Regions from separate parts of the Homo sapiens genome. Here region 2 is linked to region 1. The links are chromatin loops, found by intact Hi-C in ENCODE. Cell type or tissue: PC-3. All regions are shown on one strand. Links, peaks and the distances in the headings refer to the core of each region. The heading gives the core; the rest is flanking DNA.

What was found. Hi-C counts contacts between places; a loop is a spot of excess contacts. Peaks named below come from ENCODE experiments on the same cell type or tissue, not always from the same donor. Only the 100,000 strongest peaks of a DNase experiment are listed, where the experiment ranks them.
Region 2: it touches region 1 in a loop (8-fold over the local background); 4 of 110 quality-filtered maps call a loop at or near these places.

Annotation. Positions count from the first base shown.
Region 1 is chr4:124,319,505-124,324,898 of GRCh38, reverse strand. No RefSeq gene overlaps it. Among named protein-coding and RNA genes, the nearest start is that of LINC02516, 240 kb to the left of the region's middle. In PC-3, for the core only: CTCF peaks have their summits at 2,257 and 2,456 (motif pointing right); no DNase peak of the experiment used is centred there.
Region 2 is chr4:123,669,894-123,675,287 of GRCh38, reverse strand. All of the region lies in intron 3 of LINC01091 (long intergenic non-protein coding RNA 1091), which reads right to left. Among named protein-coding and RNA genes, the nearest start is that of LINC01091, 23 kb to the right of the region's middle. In PC-3, for the core only: no CTCF peak of the experiment used is centred there; a DNase peak (open chromatin) is centred at 2,217; H3K4me3 peaks cover 559 bases; H3K27ac peaks cover 1,292 bases.

The DNA.
Region 1 (5,394 bases), core at 331-5,330:
CTCTACTCCTCTTTTGCATTTGTTTTCCTTTGTCCCTCTGCAGACTCTTTCTCTGCTCCTTTGTCCACATGGAAAAACATGGATCAAGCACAGTTTTCCAGTTTATATATTGGAGGTCCAGACTTTTGTAGCATTAGGTCCAAGTTGGAAGTGGTTCTAACTCTAAATTTCTGAAAAAGAGAGTCCGATTGGCTAAACATTGGTTAGTTGTCCACCTCTGGTTCAGTCAGCTGTTTCTAAGGGCAAGAGATGACATGGCAGGTTTATAACACCCAGGGCCACATTATTGTAAGACAATGGGAGGTTGTCACAGAGAAGTTTCTGGAGTCCCTCTTCTCACAGACTTTAGGCTTGCTCTACAAGGCCACCTGCCTTCCTGGTTCTCAGGTGGCTGGAAGTCTCTAGCCATGCCCAATGTATCTAGGTCATCACAACCATCTAAAGAACCCACTGTACTGTTGCAAGACCACAATTCCTCCAGCTTGTCTGTTCCATGAAATACCATTTATTTTCTTCCTTTCAAAAGGCTATAAATAGGAGAAAGTGGGGGGCTGTCTGTTAGCTCTCAAAAAGTATTATCTCCATTTCATAAATCAATGTGAATAGTTCCACTTTTATTTTTTATTCCTATTTATTATCAACCTCCCCTTTTTCCCCTCTAAGACTCTAGCACTAATCACTAATGAGCTAGATCAGAATTCAATCTGCCCTCACCTCTGGCCAGCCCAAGAATATTGTTCCCAAACTAAGGGTCCTTACCTTTTAGATCTCCCTCTTCCTGTAGGGGAACTATTTTCCTATCTGATATTCTGCAAAGTGTCCTAAACATGCTGGGAATGAATAGCACAATGGACTTGGCTATCAAAAGTTTTAAAATATCAAACTGCTATTCTTCCTGTTAATCTCTTCATTCCTTCTGATAGGATAGCTCTAGCAGGCCCATCAAAAACTGCCCAAGAGACAGGCCAGCGGCTCAACTGGCAGAGGTTACTAAGTTTGAACATTCACACAATAACTCTTTGTATGCTGTAATGAGGGGTGATGTGGCAGTCTTCTTTTCCATGCACTATTTTTTTCTTTTGTAATAGAATCTTTCTCTGCTTCTTTAAATTTGTATATCCACATATAACACTTCGGTAGGTAGGCAAAGTAAAGTTCCCTACTGTGGTCTCATGGTAATAATATTGTAAAACAATACAAACAAGAAATGGTTCTACCGTTTCTTCAGGTGGAGGTCTGAAATTTGCAGTGCTTTACTCCAGAACCATAACTTGATAAAATGCAGAGCTACTAGAGGAGCAGATCATCTTCCTAAAGTGCCTTGAAATTCAAGTCCTTTTTAATTGCCGAGAATTCATGTCACTTGTGTGACAAAGCTATAAACATGCATAATCATAAAAACACATTTTGACATCCTGAATAAAATCAATGCCATGTTATTGTTAATTTTTTAACAAACAGATGAGTTTTATTAATAATTTTAACAGTTCAGCCTATGTCTTAATCAATGTTTTCCTCCTAAAAAATTATTTTGCAAAACACATTGGAACATTTTCAACGGACGCTAGTAGAAATATGTCTCACATCATTCTGAAAGCTCAAATAGTATTTGTAAATTTCTTTTGTTTATCATCTACATCTTTTATACAATATCACACAAACATTTTAAAGTCAAGGCCTATGGCACGTACATCTTATGCATATACTCAAGCAGAAACATGAGAGACATCAAACTGGCCGGAGATTCACTTTGCTTGGTATTACATTAGTCTTTTGATAGTATTTCATTTTAACAAGGTAATGCAAACTTTTTGCATCCAGTTTATTGAAAGTTTTTCTTTAAACATGCTTTCTTTCCCACCAAAACCCAACAGCTCTGAGGTGAAGTTAAGGAAAACTGCCACTGCCAGACACCGCTCTCAGCAGCTGCAGAGCTGCCGAATTCTTCATAAATGCTGTGCTTTCTTTCATCACATGTTCTTCATCTTCCCTTTTCTTTCTCTTTCCAGACACTGAAATTTCTTCCAAAAGATATTTTCCGTCTTTGCCAAGCTTTCCATGTGTTAGAGAATAATTCCTTGAACCCTGGGGACTGGTTTTAAGCTTTAAAAATTTGCTAAGTAGTTTCTTTTTTATTTGTTCCCTCTTTTAAACAACTCGATACGGGCATCAATTTGTCTCCTTCCTCTCTCACTCTCGCTTTGTGATGTTCCATATGTGAAAACATTCATTAAGCACTGTAATTTTTTAGCTTCTGTTCTGTAATCCTCAAGTCCCACTTTTTCCAAGATTTCTGAAAATTATCTTATTTCATTCATGCATAAATCTTCACAGAATATGCTGAAAGCAATACAGAGAGCAGATGCTATTTGCTCAAGAAAAATGCAACATTTTGGTGAAATGTAATGCAACTTCCTTTGAAACCTTAAAAACAAATTTTTTTATTTCCCAATATATCCACTAGATGGCAGGGTAGACCTCCATTTTTGTGTCTACGAAAATGTGCTCTTTATGGCAAAGGATTACTTTTGTGTAGAGCATATTGTATTGCTCCGTTTGTTTTCATATTCTAGTCTTCTGATGCTCTCTAAAGTTATTACAAACAAGGACAACAAATGTGATCACCTATTGAGTATATGCTGTAACCAGACACCTTGCTAAGAATTGCCTTATGGTTATAGGCACATATACATTATTAAATAAATTATATTAGGACAAGTAATATATTTATTATATAAGAATGATGATAAGGCCAAGGAGAAATAAAATAATATTTCATAAAATGTTTCCATTTTATGAAATTGACAAAGCAATTTTAACTTTGACAGAAGATTCAGAAATGGCTACAAGCACTTTGATTGCTGTTTCTACTTAAAGGTAAAAGAATGTGCCAAACCAATATGTGGAGAGGGTAATGCTATTTCTGGGTCACATTAGCATTCAGCAGAACTTTGTATTCTCTTCATATGCAAAATGGTTACTTGGATTTTTAGAAATATGGCTTTTTAACAAGTTCGGTACTGCAAAATGTAATGCCTTGATTATATCTGTAAGTGATGGGAAGATGAACAATAGTTTGACTTTTCTGATAAATGGTGCTTAAATATTTTTTGAAGTTTCCAAAGCTGAAAACAGTTTATTATTTTTTAAAATAAAGTCCTGCCAGTGTTTCTTAGCATGTAATTCTAGACACTAAACCATACAAATACATGCCACTCCCCAATAGAGAGTAATTTACTAATTTCATTTAAATCTTAGCTCTAGTAGATTTAAAAGTGTGCCCTACGTAGTTCTGGGGATTCCACAGGCGGCCATGTGGGGTCTCCATAGGCAGTGGGAAGAAGGTCCAGGCTAAGCACTCTCTCCTTTCAGCAGGAGCATGAAGATATTCATCTCTTTCATATATATACTGCGTAACCCCTGTCATTTAAATAAAGAGTTCAGCTGGAGAAAGCACTTCTGCTGTGATTACACATAGGTCAAATGAAAGTTATTCAGTAAAGATTGAGTAAAGATTACTCACTCTAGAGTAAGGATTCTATTTTTGCCAGTGGGAAAGAAAAAAGACAGATTAATTTGGTAAAAATAAAATCAAATTTTTCTGCCAAAAAATTAAAACTCAATAGCAGTCATCATATAAAAAAGCAAACATTTAACTGGATTTGTTATGTTAACCAGTTGTTTTGTTGTCACAGCATGTGGCTATCAAATATCCTCATGACAAAGAAAACTAAGGAAAGCAAGAGATATAAGAAGCAGTCAAAAAATATACACTTATGATTGATAATGGGCCTGGTTCTGTAATAGGAGATTCAGAAGATGACTAACTTATACAAATACACCTGCTCATAGAGATGTATCGACATCCACCTATTCCATGTAATGAAAAAGACAACAGGTAAGTACTGGGGGCTGCAGGACATTGTCTTGAAGTTGACAGCTCCTTAATCCACATCTTTTAGGTTTTAAGTGTTTCTACTGTGCTTCTTTTACATAGTTCAGCTCAAGGGATGAGACAAATCAAGTCACTGCCATTATATTAAACAGAATGAGGTGGCAAGAAATGTACAAACAACATGCAGTAGAGTATGAATTGGCATAATTTTTTCAAAAAGGAAGAGATAGTAAATACCTTAACTTTGGGCCACTAATCAACATTGCTGTAATCGTATGAAAACATAATATGTAAACAAATGGGCTTGGCTATGTTCTCATAAAACTTTATTTACAAAAATAGGCAGACACAGAAGTTGGTCCTCAGGCTATAGTTTGCTGACATAGCTCTGGAGAATCAATTAACGAAAACATCAAGCCTGCTTGCCAGAACAATAATCAGAAAAAAGAAAGAAAACACATCCAAATTGGAAAAGAAGTAGAATTGTCTCTGCCTGCAGATGACATTACATTACATATAGAAAATCCTGAAATCCTAAATCATCCATCAAAAAATGTTAGAACTCATAAACATTTCAGGAAAGTTGGAGAATGTAAAATAAACATAAAACATTTACATTTCTGTATATTAACAATGACTGATGTGAAAAACAATTTAAGACTGGCAAAAATATAATCTTTATATTTAAGATTAGGATTGTATTTAAGAAAATAATCTCATTTATAGCATCAAGAAAATGAACTACTTGGGAATAAACTTAACTGAGGAGATAAAAGATCTATGCACGTAAAACAATGAAACATTGATGAAAGAAATTAAAGAAGATATAAATAAATGGAAAGATGTCCCATCTTTGTGGATTGGAAGAATTAATATTGTTAAAAAGCCCATAATACCCAAAGCAATCCACAGATTTAATGTAATCCTTATCAAAATTTTGAAAATATTTTTTATAGTTATAGAAAAAACATCATAAAATTCTTATGGAGCCGTAAACTATCTAGAATAGTCGAAGCAAGCTTGACCAAGAAGAACAAGGGTAGAGGCATCACACTTCCTGATTTGAAAATGTATTAGAAAGCTACAGTAATCAAAACAGTATAGTACTGGCATAAAAACTGACATACAAGTGGATAGAACAGAATAGAAAGCCTACAAATGAATCTACACATTTACAGTCAACTGATCTTTGACAAAGTTGCCAAAAATCTAGCTAATTAAAATAGCCATCACTTCACAGTTATCTTTTGTGTGTGGTAAGAACACTTAACCTTAGCAAATTTCAAGCATACAATACACTATCAACTATAATCACAATACTGCACATTAGATCTCCAGAATTTATTCATCCTGCATAACTGAAATTTTCTGCCCTTTGATAAACATGTGTCCATTTTCCCCAACCTCTAACCCTTGACAGTTATTATTCTACTTTCTGCTTCTAAATTTGACTTTTTTAGATTACACATATGAAATTAGGTAATGTTTGTCTTTCTGTG
Region 2 (5,394 bases), core at 154-5,153, 650 kb after region 1:
GTTCTCCCATCTCCCTATACCATGTCCACATTATGCTACAATCCTTAGGTGTTAAGTTTCACAAACCAAAGCCAATATCCTGCTGCCATCAGATGTGGGGCTGGATTCACATGAAAGAATAGGCTTAGCGGTGTAAGTTTAGAGATACACAGGTGAAAATTGCAGCCACTGACTTTCCCAGGAGAAAAAAAAATCTGAAGAGAGTGCATTTAATATGAAAAGTATAAGATTAAAGATTGTAGTACCAATAATTTGTGAGTAAATTTGAAGGCCCAAGATGCATGGTGATTTGAAATTTTGCCAAGACCGAAAGATTAACTGTCCTGTAAGCCAAGCCTCAAGCCTTACATGCATAGCTCAGCACAGATTTTTTGCTGTCTGTTCCTTAGCTGCACATAGTAATGCTCATAGAGTGATATTTTTAAAAAAGTTTATAAAGAAAAATGGCCTAGAAGAGAAAGTGGGAATTAGATGCATGAATGAGGAAATAAAGCAAAAGCAAGAATATCTAAAAAGGATGCTCTGTAGATTAAATATTAGGTAAAGTGCATCTCTTGAACTTGAACAGGTCCATAGCATTTGATCAATTAACCAAAAAAAAAAAAAGTATTCTTTGAGTTCTTAACACATACCCGGGCTAAATCTTGGAGAGACAGTTGTCAATACCTAAGACACAGTTTATATCCTCAATGAGGTACAAACGAATATGAAATGAGATGACTATTATAAAAGAAGTAAAAGGTGCCTTACTAAAAGACATCTTAATGTCACTAAGTGGCCTGACATTGTCCTAAAGGTCAGAGAGCACCTACCCGAATGGATGACACTGAAACTAAGACTTGTAATCTACATGGAAATAATTCATTAATTATTTTGGCAAATGTTTCAGTCAGTCCAAAAACTGTATTCTATGGATAAAATAGTATGCTTTTGAGGTCTTAGCAAAGTTAAGTGATCTCAATCTCCTGGAACTATTTAACTCTCAAGAATGTTAATGATATAAGAATCATACTGACTGTTGATGACTGAGAATCACCCCTGTTAAGATGTGGGATGATTAAGAGAAATCTGGCTGGAGAGGTGAGAGGAGGTGAACAATTGCATAAAAAGCCACAAGATGTTAAGAAGGATAAGGAAAAAGAAAGGAGGGTTTTATGAGGGAGCTTCAGAAGAGTGGTGTGAGTGGAGGGGAGGAGGCAGACGTGCCTGCAGTGATTGAAGAGCATTTATGGGGACCAGAAATGGAGGGTGCAAATATCTTCACGCTTGCCAAGTTGTCACAGGTGTCTGCCCTTCCTCACTTCAGGAAATTCCTGCTTCCTACTTCTCTCAAGAAATTGTTTTTAATAGGAGGAAGAGAAGAGGAACACTCTTGTGTACCTTTCCTTGAACATCACCACCAACTGACTCTAAACATTGGCCTATCCTAAACATTTAACATTTTATTTATTCGACATTTACTTCTCACAATCAGATGCTTTTAGATAGACAGCAAGCCAGAGAAAATATTTGTGGCTCTGAATTATTGATAATTAAATGAATAAAATCACTACTAGTCAGGGCTATTCAAAGAAAACTTACTTCTATAGAGCCATGTAAGAACGCTGTCTTCAAAGTCAAGCCCACTCTCCTCTCCCCCTATCTCCACGTGGCCCCATGGCTCGCCAGGCTCCATCGTGTCTGCCATTTACATTCTCTCTGCTGAAAAACACTTCAGGTTCCCTTACCTACATAAAGATGAGCATGCCTGAGCTTGTGCTAAAGAGCCCTCCACAGTACAGTCCCAGGTAGCCAACTTTCCAAAATTACCTTTTAAAAACCTTCCACTTCTGCCCAGTCACCTACTCCCTATTTTTCATGTGTTTTCCTCCTGAATGAAAGCTAATGTTCTTCCTCATATGTTCAGATTTCTCTCGGATGCCTTGGCCTTATGCCCTCCATTTCACCGTAATTGAGAGAATATAAAGTATTTGTTACAGTGCCTGGTAATAGTTGGTACTCAAAACATTTTCTTTCCTTTCCTCCCTCCAGTAGATATTTATTAATGAACTGTGAAATGAGTGATTATCTAGTTTCTATTGCATCCGGTATGTGTCTTGCATGATTACTTTTTGATTGCTTAACCTTCTTCTGATGTCATCTTCCTTTTTTTTCTCTTTTTGATTTTAGATCTAAGTTCCTAGAAGTATAAAGTCTGTTTACTGATGTTGTAAAGCCAGCACCTTGAACTTTTAGTCACCCCATAAATACTTCTGGATCATGATAGCTCATTTTCCTTAAATGAGTCACTATATACAATATATCCAATTAATTGAACTATGAATTTATTATGTATCACAGGATTAGCAGACAAATAAGTCAAAGGATTAAATTTATGCCATCCATATAAAATTGATTCCACAAGAAAATATACTTTTTACCTCTTTTTTAAATCAACGCTATCTTTCAATAACTTTCCTGTTTCATCCTATTTTGTCACAATGAAAATTATATCTGGGCTTCAAAAGAGATCTCAAACTGTTGAAAGTTATCATTTTTTAAATGTAATATTAAATACAATTTGTGGAATGCAAAATAGCTATCTCTTCTCCAGTTTAAGCAAATGCTGTTTTCAACACAATGAAATTATGCCTCCATGTAATATATTCCTCATATATAAAAAATATATTTCTCACATATTGTATATATATTATAATCTCCACCTTTTAACTTTCCAATAAGTTCCATTTCCAACAAACATATGTAACACTGTGGTCTTATTTCTCTAAGTAGCTACATAATAATGACATAAACATTCCTAACCCATGTTTATCATAGAATAGCACCATTTTTCACACTAAAAATAACTGCTAGTAAAGTTGTGCAAAACTCACTGATTGCTTCCAAAACTTTTTGTCAATTTTAAACTGTTTTTAAAACAGTTTAAAACAGTTTTAAAATTTAAAAAAATTTTAAACTGTTTTTAAAACTCTGTTTCATGGCCATAAAGTTTTGAACCAAAGACGTCTCAAAAGAAACTGAAACCATGTGAATCAGAGAAGATGGGAACAAGAATAATGAAAGTTGACTGATGTGAAACCCACAAATCTCTCATAGTTTTAACCAAAAAACCATATAAGATGACTGTGCTTTCCTCTTTTCCAACTCCTCCCTCCCCACTGCTTTCCCGCCATCACACACGCCCCTGCCCATACCTTGTGCTATTTTATATAATTGTTATTAGACTGAAAATTCTTATATTTTTCCCACCTCTTGAGAAAATGAAGAAACACTAGCCACCTGGTCTAATAATTACCAGCTCAAACATTGTCTTTTGTGGACAGCATTCAATTATTATTTATTAATTCTACTAACTTCTACTAAGGAGATGAATCTGTCTTAAGTATTAGGGAACTCTGCTTGTATCCATACATCACTACAAACCAGTTGATTAAAAAAAATTTCAAATACTGAGTCAGCTATTTTGTCTATGTAAGTGAGATGAAAGTGGATTTTAGTTTCAGGGAAAGGTTTTGTTTTGCTTTCTACTCTTTTCTTTTCTATTTCATTGAATTTACCCAGAATTGGGATGCCATGTAGACAACAAGAACTACGCAGCTCCTTTAAGGTCACACAAATAACTGATGGTAGGCAGATAGCAGGACAATCACAAGTACAGGGGTTGGGGAGACTGCTTTACTCATGGCACTGTATAACAGAAAGAAATAAGAACCGAAAATATTATCCTCAAGGAATTTAATTGGGAAGATAGAGGACATAAAACCATGGTAAGTTTAACCCTATTATTTCTTGTCTGCTCAACCTGGGCTAGTCCTATCACCTCTGTGAGCTTTCACATAAACTTTACCTATAGAAGTAATACAGTGGGATTTAATCAACTCTAAGGGTAGCTGAGAGGTAGGACCAGGACTAGGATGCAAAATATTAAGGGGTGCCAGAAAATGCAGTAATCAATAAGAGCTTAATGTGATTTTGTTTCTAACCAATAAACTATGCCCCGGGGGCTAGATGCTTGTTTTTAAACTAAGTTTCATTGGAACCAGGGCCAGGATTAGGGTGAGGTGAATGAGACAGAATTGTTCAAGTGCAGAGTAGGTCTTGTCTTTATTTAAAATTTTGATAAGATGTTCATCGTGGATTTTTTGCATTAATTTTGATTTTTTAAATATTTCATTAAAATTTCATTATTGAGGTATTTGAAACCCCCTTAAATTGGGTCTCCAAGCTGAGTGCCTCACTCAGCTCACTCTAATCTAAGCTCTACGAGGCTCTAAGAAAAACAAAAAATAAGAAACTAGGACATTGTACAAGATATACATAATAAATTATTGAAACTACTAGCCAGCAAGTAGCTTTAATATTTAATAGATATTAAATTTTATTTTAAATATACGAATCTCACAAAAAGCCAAATACTATAAAAACCCAAAGCAGGAAAGCCATCACTGTAGGCAAGTAGAAATTTTCATACAAGAATGACAAATCCACCAGCTAGTTCTTGGGTTTTTGTGTTGGTTTTTGTTCTCTGTTTTTCATTTGTTTGTTTTTTGGTTTTTTGGTGTTTTTTTTGGGGGGGGGGTATTTTTTGTTTATTTATTTATTTATTTATTTTGCCTTCTCATTGGTATGACTGCAGTATGTTTAGTGTGACTGTTCCATTTCATAGACAAATCTTTGAAATACAGACTGGGCCGGGCATGGTGGCTCACGCCTATAATCCTAACACTTTGGGAGGCCAAGCCAGGTGGATTACCTGAGGTCAGGAGTTTGAGACCAGCCTGGCCAACATGATGAAAACCCATTTCTACTAAAAATACAAAAATTAGTCAGGCATAGTGGCGCACACCCGTAGTCCAAGCAAAGGTTGCAGTGAGCCGAGATTATGCCACTGCACTCCAGCCAGGGCAACAGAGTGAGACTCTATCTCAAAAAATAAAAATAAATAAATAAGTAAAATAAAATAAAAGGGGGAAAAAAAGAAAATGCAGATTGGAACCCCTCGGTTCCAAATGTTTATATACTGAGAAGTATAACCTGCTTAGAAAGGTAAATATAGATTCAATATATTCAAGTATATTTTCACCACAATTTCTTGCCCTTCTTAAAAGGTAAATACTTTCTTGACTCCTTGTAAACACCTGATTTCTCTGGTTTTGCCTCTATCTTGAGTTAGCTTTCCCTACTCTGCATAGGTGCTGTTTCACAGGCCATTCCCATAAAACTGGTCCAAAGAAAAGGCAATAAAGTTGTAAAATCTAGGGCCTAACATACAGATGTGTCCAGTTCAAACTGGAAGAGTGGGGAGTTTGTGAGATTTGAGATTCAGAGTTCTTGAGAACACTTTCTTCATTTCCCCTCTACATATGCAAGGCCCCAACTGAAATAACTTTTTAC